2 separate regions of the Homo sapiens genome follow, and region 2 is linked to region 1. Evidence: read pairs that join two places in POLR2A ChIA-PET (ENCODE). Cell type or tissue: endothelial cell of umbilical vein. All regions are shown on one strand. Each heading gives the region's core, and the rest is flanking DNA. Links, peaks and the distances in the headings are about the cores only.

The links. Peaks named below come from ENCODE experiments on the same cell type or tissue, not always from the same donor. Only the 100,000 strongest peaks of a DNase experiment are listed, where the experiment ranks them.
Region 2: POLR2A ChIA-PET joins it to region 1 with 7 read pairs; 2 of 35 experiments call an interaction of 5 or more read pairs at or near these places.

The regions. Positions count from the first base shown.
Region 1 is chr20:34,403,404-34,407,801 of GRCh38, reverse strand. The region is part of intron 3 of ITCH (itchy E3 ubiquitin protein ligase); the gene reads right to left. Among named protein-coding and RNA genes, the nearest start is that of ITCH, 42 kb to the right of the region's middle. In endothelial cell of umbilical vein, for the core only: no CTCF peak of the experiment used is centred there; a DNase peak (open chromatin) is centred at 2,221; H3K27ac peaks cover 517 bases.
Region 2 is chr20:34,595,112-34,599,509 of GRCh38, reverse strand. All of the region lies in intron 7 of PIGU (phosphatidylinositol glycan anchor biosynthesis class U), which reads left to right. Among named protein-coding and RNA genes, the nearest start is that of MAP1LC3A, 39 kb to the right of the region's middle. In endothelial cell of umbilical vein, for the core only: no CTCF peak of the experiment used is centred there; no DNase peak of the experiment used is centred there.

The DNA.
Region 1 (4,398 bases), core at 96-4,095:
GACAGAAAATGACTTGGTAGTAAGGAAGGCCTTTGAGAAGACTTTTAAGCAACCATCCAAATGACAAGGAGCCAGCCATGGGAAGACTGGAGGTGGGAATAAGACAGCATTCCAGAGAGAGGCAAATGAGTATGGCATATCTGAGGGAAAGTATAGCAAGCACAGGAAGGAATGGTAAATGAAGGGAGATAAGCTTTGTATGGGAGCTTTATAAACCAAGATAAAGAATCTGCAGCTGGGCGCAGCGGCTCACATCTGTAATCCCAGCACTTTGGGAGACTGAGGCGGGTGGATCACCTGAGGTCATGAGTTTAAGACCAGCCTGGCCAACATGGCGAAACCTCGTCTCTACTAAAAAATTTCAAAACTTAGCCAGGTGTGGTGGCAGGCGCCTGTAATCCCAGCTACTCAGGAGGCTGAGGCAGGAGAATTGCTTGAACCCGGGAGGTGGAGGTTGCAGTGAGCCGAGATTATGCCACTGCACTCCAGCCTGGGCGACAGAGTGAGCCTACGTATCAAAAATAATAATAATAATGATAATTTAGATTTTATTCTGTGTGTTGGAAAGCCAATGGAAGAATAAGAACTACAAACTAAGATTTTTTTTTTAACATCTCATATTATCTAAGGAAGAGCTTCCTATGTTGTGCATCTTGAGATACAAACTCCTTAGCCTTCACCTTTTAGTTACCTTTGCCATAAAATAGCTTTGTCCAGGCCCCTTACAGGGTATAACAAGTAGAAATCTAGCAAAGCACCCCATGATTTCCATAGGTGGCAAGTCATTGCTCCCTCATAGATGAGGTAACTACAACCAAGGAAGTACCCACCACCCAGGTTATCTACTCCACCACCCAGGTTATCTACTGTAGCAGCAAAGTTCAGAGAATGCTAATGCTCATCAAAGTTAAGGAACCCTTGGAGTTGTCAGAGGAGTTTATATAGTAACTACTTAAGAAGCTTAATATAGCCGGGTGCGGTGGCTCACGCCTGTAATCCCAGCACTTTGGGAGACTGAGACGGGCGGATCACGAGGTCAGGAGATCGAGACCATCCTGGCTAACATGGTGAAACCCTGTCTCTACTAAAAATACAAAAAATTAGCCGGGCGTGGTGGCGAGCGCCTGTAGTCCCAGCTACTCGGGAGGCTGAGGCAGGAGAATGGTGTGAACCTGGGAGGCGGAGATTGCAGTGAGCCGCGATTGCGCCACTGCACTCCAGCCTGGGTGACAGAGCAAGACTCCATCTCGAAAAAAAAAAAAAAAAGAAGCAGCAGCTTAATATATAGTCCAAAGTCTGGATATCTAAGCAGGCATAGTCCCAGGTGGTGGCCCTGAAACTCTGACTTTACATATATCAAATACTTCCATCCTTTTAGGCTTATGTGCCTTTTTGCTGGCATTCAAGCTAGCCACAGAATGACTGACTGAAGAAAAAGAAGAGTTGCAAGAGAAGGCTAGACAAATAGACAAGATCAAGCATGGTGGTTCACACTTGTAATCCCAGCACTTTGGGAGGCTGAGGCAGGAAGATCACTTGAGGCCCAGGAGTTTGAACAAAGCCTGGTCAACATAGTGAGACCCCCGTCTCTACAAAAGATAATTTTAAAAATTAGCCAGGCATGATGGCGTGCACCTGTAGTCCCAGCTGCTGGGGGGAGGCTGAGGCAGGAGGATCGCTTAAGCCTGGGAGGTCAAGGCTGCAGTGAGCTGTGATTGCACCACTGCAATCCAGCCTGGGCAACAGAGCAAAACTGTCTTTTAAAAAAAAAAAAAAATTGTTTCAGATGCCAGATGCTGAGACATCTAAGTGGAAACATGAAATAGAAAGTCTTTTTCAGAATAAAAAATATTCAAGTGGGGACCAGAGCTATCTCTGATTAAAATGTAATAGGCCGGGCACGTAATACCAGCACTTTGGGAGACCCAGGCGGGAGGATCACTTGAGCCCAGGAGTTTAAGACCAGCCTGGACAACACAGTGAGACCTCATCTCTATTAAAAAATAAAAAATAAAAAAAAAGTACTATTAAATCAAAGCTCTAGTGCTTAATATAGAGCCAAATTTAATCACAGGATTACACAGAAAAACATAAAATTTCTACTTTTAATACATTTCTGGTCTAAGAAAAGGTGAAATAGCCCAAACAATTATACATACACTCATTATATTTCAGGGCCTCTTGTGGCACTCTGAAACTGATTAAACCTAGAACAAAGAGCAACGCAAGGCTGACAGGAAGGAAATGATCTGCCCCTGTTGGGGCTTTCTAGGATTCAAACTTTTTTTTTTTTTTGAGATAGGAGTTTCGCTCTTGTTGCCCAGGCTAGAGTGCAATGGCACAATCTTAGCTCATTGCAACCTCCGCCTGCCGGGTTCAAGCGATTCTCCTGCCTCAGCCTCCCAAGCAGCTGGGGTTATAGGCACGCGCCGCCACACCCAGCTAATGTTTGTATTTTTAGTAGAAACGGGGTTTCACCATGTTGGTCAGGCTGGTGTCAAACTCCTGACCTCAGGTGATCCACTTGCCTCGGCCCCTCAAAGTGTTGGAATTACAGGCGTGAGCCACTGTGCCCAGCTGGATTCAAATTTGTGAAAGCAATTTTGCTACATAATCCTACCAAACCCCACTGAAACCTTTTTTTTTTTTTTTTTTTTTTTGAGACAGGGTCTGGTTCTGTCACCCAGGCTGGAGAATAGTGGCACAATCTCAGGTCACTGCAACCACCTCTACCTCCTGGGCTCAAGCCATCCTCCCATCTCAGCCTCCCAAGTGGCTGGGACTACAGGTGCGTGCCACCACATCCAGGAAATTTTTGTATTTTTTTTCTGGTAGAGACAAGCTTTTGACATGTTGCCCAAGTTGGTCTTGTACTCCTGGGCTCAAGAGATCCACTTACCTAGGCCTACCAAAGTGGTGGAATTACAGGCATGAGCCACCAGGCCTGGCCTAACAAACTTTACATGGGGGTGGAGGAGCACCAATTTTAGTATTTACCATGTGCCTGCACGTAAATGTCATTTCAATATCAATACCTATTCTGCGAAACAGGTATTACTGTCCTAATTTTTACACATAAAAAGAGAAGCGGCCGAACGTGGTGGCTCACACCTGTAATCCCAGCACTTTGGAAGTCTCAGTCAAAAGGATCAACGGGGGTCAGGAGCCAGCTTGACAAACATGGTGAAACCCTGTCTCTACTAAAAATACAAAAATTAGCCAGACATGGTGGCAGGCGCCTGTAATCCCAGCTACTCAGGAGGCTGAGGCAGGAGAATCACTGCAACCCGGGAGGCAGAGGTTGTAGTGAGCTGAGATCATGCCATTGCACTCCAGCCTGGGTGACAAGGGTGAAACTCCATCTCAAAAAAAAAAAAAAAAAAAAAGACAGAAGCTCTGTGAAATTTAAAAATTTGCCCAAGGGTCACACTGCAAAACCTGGACAGGAGAAATTATTTCAGTATTCAAATCTCAAAGTCTAGATTGAACAAAACCTTGTGTTATAGTCATAATATTACAAATATAAAATAAATCAATGTACTACTTTCTGAAAACTAAAGTCCCACAGTAAATTAAACAAAAAAATAAAAAACTATACATTATAAACCGGAAGAAAAAGGACCAGAAAAATGTCAGTCTCATCTGACACCTGGGCTACTATGAGAGGCCTCTAAACAACTGTTTTTACTCTCACTTCTCCAATCCAACCCCTCACAGCCACCAGAATTATTTTCCTAGAATAGATGTGATCATGTCATTAATGTCATTACTTAAATGATTCTTTATTGCCTGAAAAATGAAGTTTAAACTCTTATGGGGCATTTTACCTTGCTTAGTATGCAGCTATAACTTACCCTTCCAGCCTCCTACTAAAACAAATCTTACCAAAGTTCTATATTCTAGCCACCCTTAGTTATTTGCTGTTCCTCACATGGGCCATGTACTTTCATTCCTCTAAACATGCTGCTCCCTCTACTGAGAATGATCCTTTTTTCTTTTATACCCATTAAAATTATATTTCCTGAGAGATAAACATCCCCCTTCTCTTTGATTAAAGGCTTCTTTAATCCTAAGAAGTTAAATTATTTCCACCTCCATGCTTCCAGAGTATTTCCATATTTACGTATGGCTCCGTCAGCTTTTCATTTTGTCTTACTAGTTTTTACTCATTTAACTCACCCCGTGAGCCTCTTGATTGCACAGATATAGCCAATCTTTACAATTTCTGGAGCACTCTGGGATTTAATCTGAGAGGTATTTAATATACATGTTGAACCAAATTGTTATTAGTCATGGTAGAAAACAAAAGTTTCCCTGCTTTCTAGTCTCTGTCTCTCTGCTTTATTATAATCACTTGCTGGCTATCTCACTCTCCCATGCATGTGCTCTCTCTCTCTC
Region 2 (4,398 bases), core at 87-4,086, 190 kb before region 1:
AACACCTTTACTAGTTAGCATAGTGACTGTCAGAAACAGCTTGGATTTTTTTGTTTTTTTGAGACGGGGGTCTCTGTTGCCCAGGCTGGAGCGTAATGGCACGATCTTAGCTCACTGCAACCTCTGCTTCCTAGGCTTAAGCAATCCTCCTGTCTCAGCCTCCCGAGTAGCTGGGACTACAGGCGCGTGCCACCATGCCTTGCTAATTTTTGTATTTTTTGTAGAGACAGGGTTTTGCCATGTTGCCCAGGCTGGTCTCAAGCTCCTGGATTCAAGTGATCTACTCACCTTGGCCTCCCAAAGTGCTGGGATTACAGGCATGGCCCACTGCACCTGGCCAATTTTTACTGGTGAGATTAGTGTCTTACTGATTAACAAAATGAGTATTAGAAGTAGGCGCTCATTAGTGAAATTGAAGTATTCAAAAGCAGAATTGGGCCAGATGTGGTGGCTTATGAGCTACAGAGCAAGACCCTATCTCTGCAAAAAATGAAAAAATTAGCCAGGCATGGTAGCATGTGCCTGTAGTTCCAGCTACTCGGGAGTCTGAGGTAGGAGGATTATTTGGGCCCAGGAGTTAGGGCCCAAATAATGCAGTGAACTATGATCCTGTCACTGCACCAGCCTGGGCAACAAAGCGAGACCCTGAAATATTCCTATGCTTGCATGAAGAAGGAATATGAATCTAGCAGGGCCTGTAACTTCTTCCCTTGGAGATGGCGCCTGAGGCGTAATTCCTTAATGATCCTTTGGCCTTTGGTTAGGATTTCTGGTTGCCTGATGTGACTCCAAGGGCAACAGAACCCTGCCTCTGGGATATTGTCAGTTCTATTATGAGTGAACCTTTTTCATAAGTGGTGGTTGGAATAACTAGAGGCAGAAAGAGCTGGGACAGCATGGAGCTTCTAGAATAGTTTGTGTGAACTGCTTTGGGCCTGGCTCACTAAGGAATATCTGTTTAATAGATGTCTTTAGGTGTGCTAGAATTTGGTCTGGAACTTGCTTTCTTTGTCACAAGATTGTAAAAGAGGTGCTAACACTCACCACCTGAAACATTTTTCTCAACTGTTAAAGAGCCTATGAGATGTATATTACCAAAATGGCTTAGCTCCTCCTTGACTTGGCTGTTCTCTACCTCTCTATGCTTATCTTATACCACTTACCCCTCACTCCTAAATCTCAAACCACACAGACCTTCTCTGTTCCTCCAGTGTGGCAAGTTCCATCCCACCTCAGGTCCCATACCCATGATGTCCCATCTGTCTTGAATGCCCTTGTGCTTTATAATATTTGCATAGTTTAAAACATAATAAAGCAACACTGTGTTCCACTACCCTGCTTAAGTAATGTAACATTTCTAGTCCTTTAGAAGCCCTGTACGTCCTCCTTCTACACTGCACTCCTTCCCTCTACCTCAGAGGTTATGACTACCCTGAATTTGTTATTATTTATATATTTTTAAAAATATATAGTGATGGGGTTTCATCATGTTGCCCAGGCTGGTCTCGAGCTCCTGGGCTCAGGTGATCCACCACCTCAGCCTCCCATATTGCTGGGATTACAGGCATGAGCCACCATGCCCGGCCTACCGTGAATTTTTTGTTAATCATTCTTTGGCTTTTCTTGAAAGTGTTACCACATATGTATGGCTTGCTAAACAGTGTATTAAATCTTACATTTTCCCAACATTCTGTAATGAAAAATTTCAAAGAAAAAACAAATACGAACACTCATATACCTATAACCTACATTCCTCCATTAATATTTTACCATACTTGCTTTATCACATATCCATCTATCCATCAGTCAGTCTTATTTTTCATACATTTTGAAGTAAATTGCAGATGTCATACATATCCTTGTAAATAATTCAGCATAAGCATCAACTGGAGTTCATTATTTATTTACACTCTTTTTCATTTTAGGTAGAATTTACATACCATGAAGTGCATGAATCTTAATACAAATACCTGTGTAACCCAAACTCCTCTCAAAATACAGAAAGTATCTTCGGGTCCTTTCCCCATCAATTCCCACTCCTATTTCCTCAGACACAACTGTTCTGAATATTGTTTTAACCATAGATTAGTTTGGCCTATTCTAAAACATCATATAAATGGAATGAAATAATAGGATTATTTTGTATAAGGCTTCCTTCAACCAGCTTGTTTTTGAGATTTATCCATGTTATTGCATGTATTCTTTTTTATTGCTGGGTGTTTTTTGTGTGTGCAGCGTTTTGTTTACCCATTCTCCTATTGGTAGAAACTTGGGCCCATTTCCAGTTTTTGTCTGTTACAAATAGACTACTATGAACATTCTGGTACAAGTTTTTTTGTGGACTTAACATTTTTGTTTCTCTTGAGCAGTACCTAGCAGAATTTTTGGGACATTGGGCAAGTGTACGTTTAGCTTTGCTAGAATCCACTAGACAGTTTTTCAAAGTTTTTGCACCATTTTACAACCCCCCCAACCAAATATGACAGTCTAGTTGCCACACATCTTCACTAACATTTGATGGTATCGATCTTTTTAATGTTGGCAATTCTAGTGGTATATCTTCGTGAAGTTCTGCTTGTCTTTTGTTTATTTTGCTTTGTTTTTGAGAATTCAAACTTGTATTTGACTAATAAGATATCTTTAAAATTTAGAAAATAACAATTGACACAGCTAGAAGAAATTGATAAATCAGCCATCGTAATTAGTTTTAACAAATCTCTCAAAGTAAGATTAAACAGCCAAAATATTTAATAACTATGTAAACGATTTGAACATCACAATAACAAGCTTGATTTAATGAAGATTAGAGGCAAGGCAAAGGGCTGATTTTTTTTTATACTGGCCTTGTAGAACGCTCTAATTTTTTAAATTGCTTGTTTATTTTTTTAACCAACCATGTAACAGATGGTTTTATCTCCATTTTTAAAAGTTTTTTATTTTGAATTAATTTTAGACCTACGGAAAAGTTGCAAAAATAGTACAGAGTTTCTTGTATCCCTCACTCCACTTCCGCTAATGTTAACATTTTATATAACCATATACAGTTATCAAGAACAAATAAATTGATATTTATGCAGCATTATTAACTAAACGACAGACCTTATTAGAATTTTGCATTTTCTACTGAGGCTATTTTTGTTTGTTTCAGGATCATATTTAGGTCCCACATTGCATTTGGTGGTTTTATCTCCTTAGTCTGTCCTAGTCTGAGACAGTTCTTCAGTCTTCTCTTGTCATTCATGACTTGTGAAGTTATTTTTGTGAAATGTACCTCAGTTTAGATTGTCATAGTTTTCTCATGACTGGACTGAATTTACATGTTTTTGGCAAAAATGCATATTGTGTCCTCAGTGCACTGTACCGAGGGGTTCATGATATTGCCATATCTTCTCAATGCTAATGTTTACCTTGATCACTTGGTGACGTTAGTGTCTGCCAGGTTTCTCCACTGTAACTTTTTTTGTTTTGTTTTGTTTTTGAGACAGGGTCTCGCTCCATCGCCCGACTGGGCTCAAGCAGTCCTCTTGCCTCAGCCTGCCAAGTAGCTTGGATTACAGGCGAGCACTACCACGCCCAGCTAATTTTTGTATTTTTAGTTGGCCAGGCTGGTATTGAACTCCTGACTTCAAGTGATCCACCCACCTTGGCCTCCCAAAGTGCTGGGATTAAGGCATGAGCCACTGTGCCTGGCCTGTTTTTCATAATTACTTAGATTAGTTCTTTTCTTGCGCCATGTAACCCTTCAGTGTGGTTGTGTTTTTAATTTGTAATATAGTTAGTTTCATTTGTTAGGGTTTATATTCATTTTGGATTCTCCCCACATATTGGTTGATTTTAATTGTTTATTTGAGGAGGGGGTAAGTGAAGGGAATGTAAAATATTACTGTGGTTCTAAGAGTCAGCTGTACAAAAAGAGCAGTATTACTCTGTCATCATTCCTGCTATCCTGTTCTTCTAGTCCCTCCCCTCTCACCCTAGGTAATTACAGTCTTCCCTCGGTATTTGTGGTGGATTGGTTCCAGGACCTCCTGCAGGTACCAAAATCTCAGGATGTACAAGTCCCTAATACAAAATGGCATAGTATTTGCATATAACCTAGGCATATCCTCTCCTATGCTTTAAGTCATCTCCAGATTACTTGTAATACTTCATACAATGTAAATAGTTCTTATACTGTATTGTTCAGGGAATAATGAAAGAAAAACATCTCTACATGTTCAGTACAGACACAATTTTTTTTGGAATATTTCCTATCCTTAGTTGATTGAATCCATAGATGTGGAACCCATGGATATGGAGGGCTGTCTTCTCTTTAGTTTCTGGCTTATCTTTCCTGTATTCCTTTCACACACCAGTGAATAGATACATGTATATATGTATATTTTCTTTTCTTTTTTT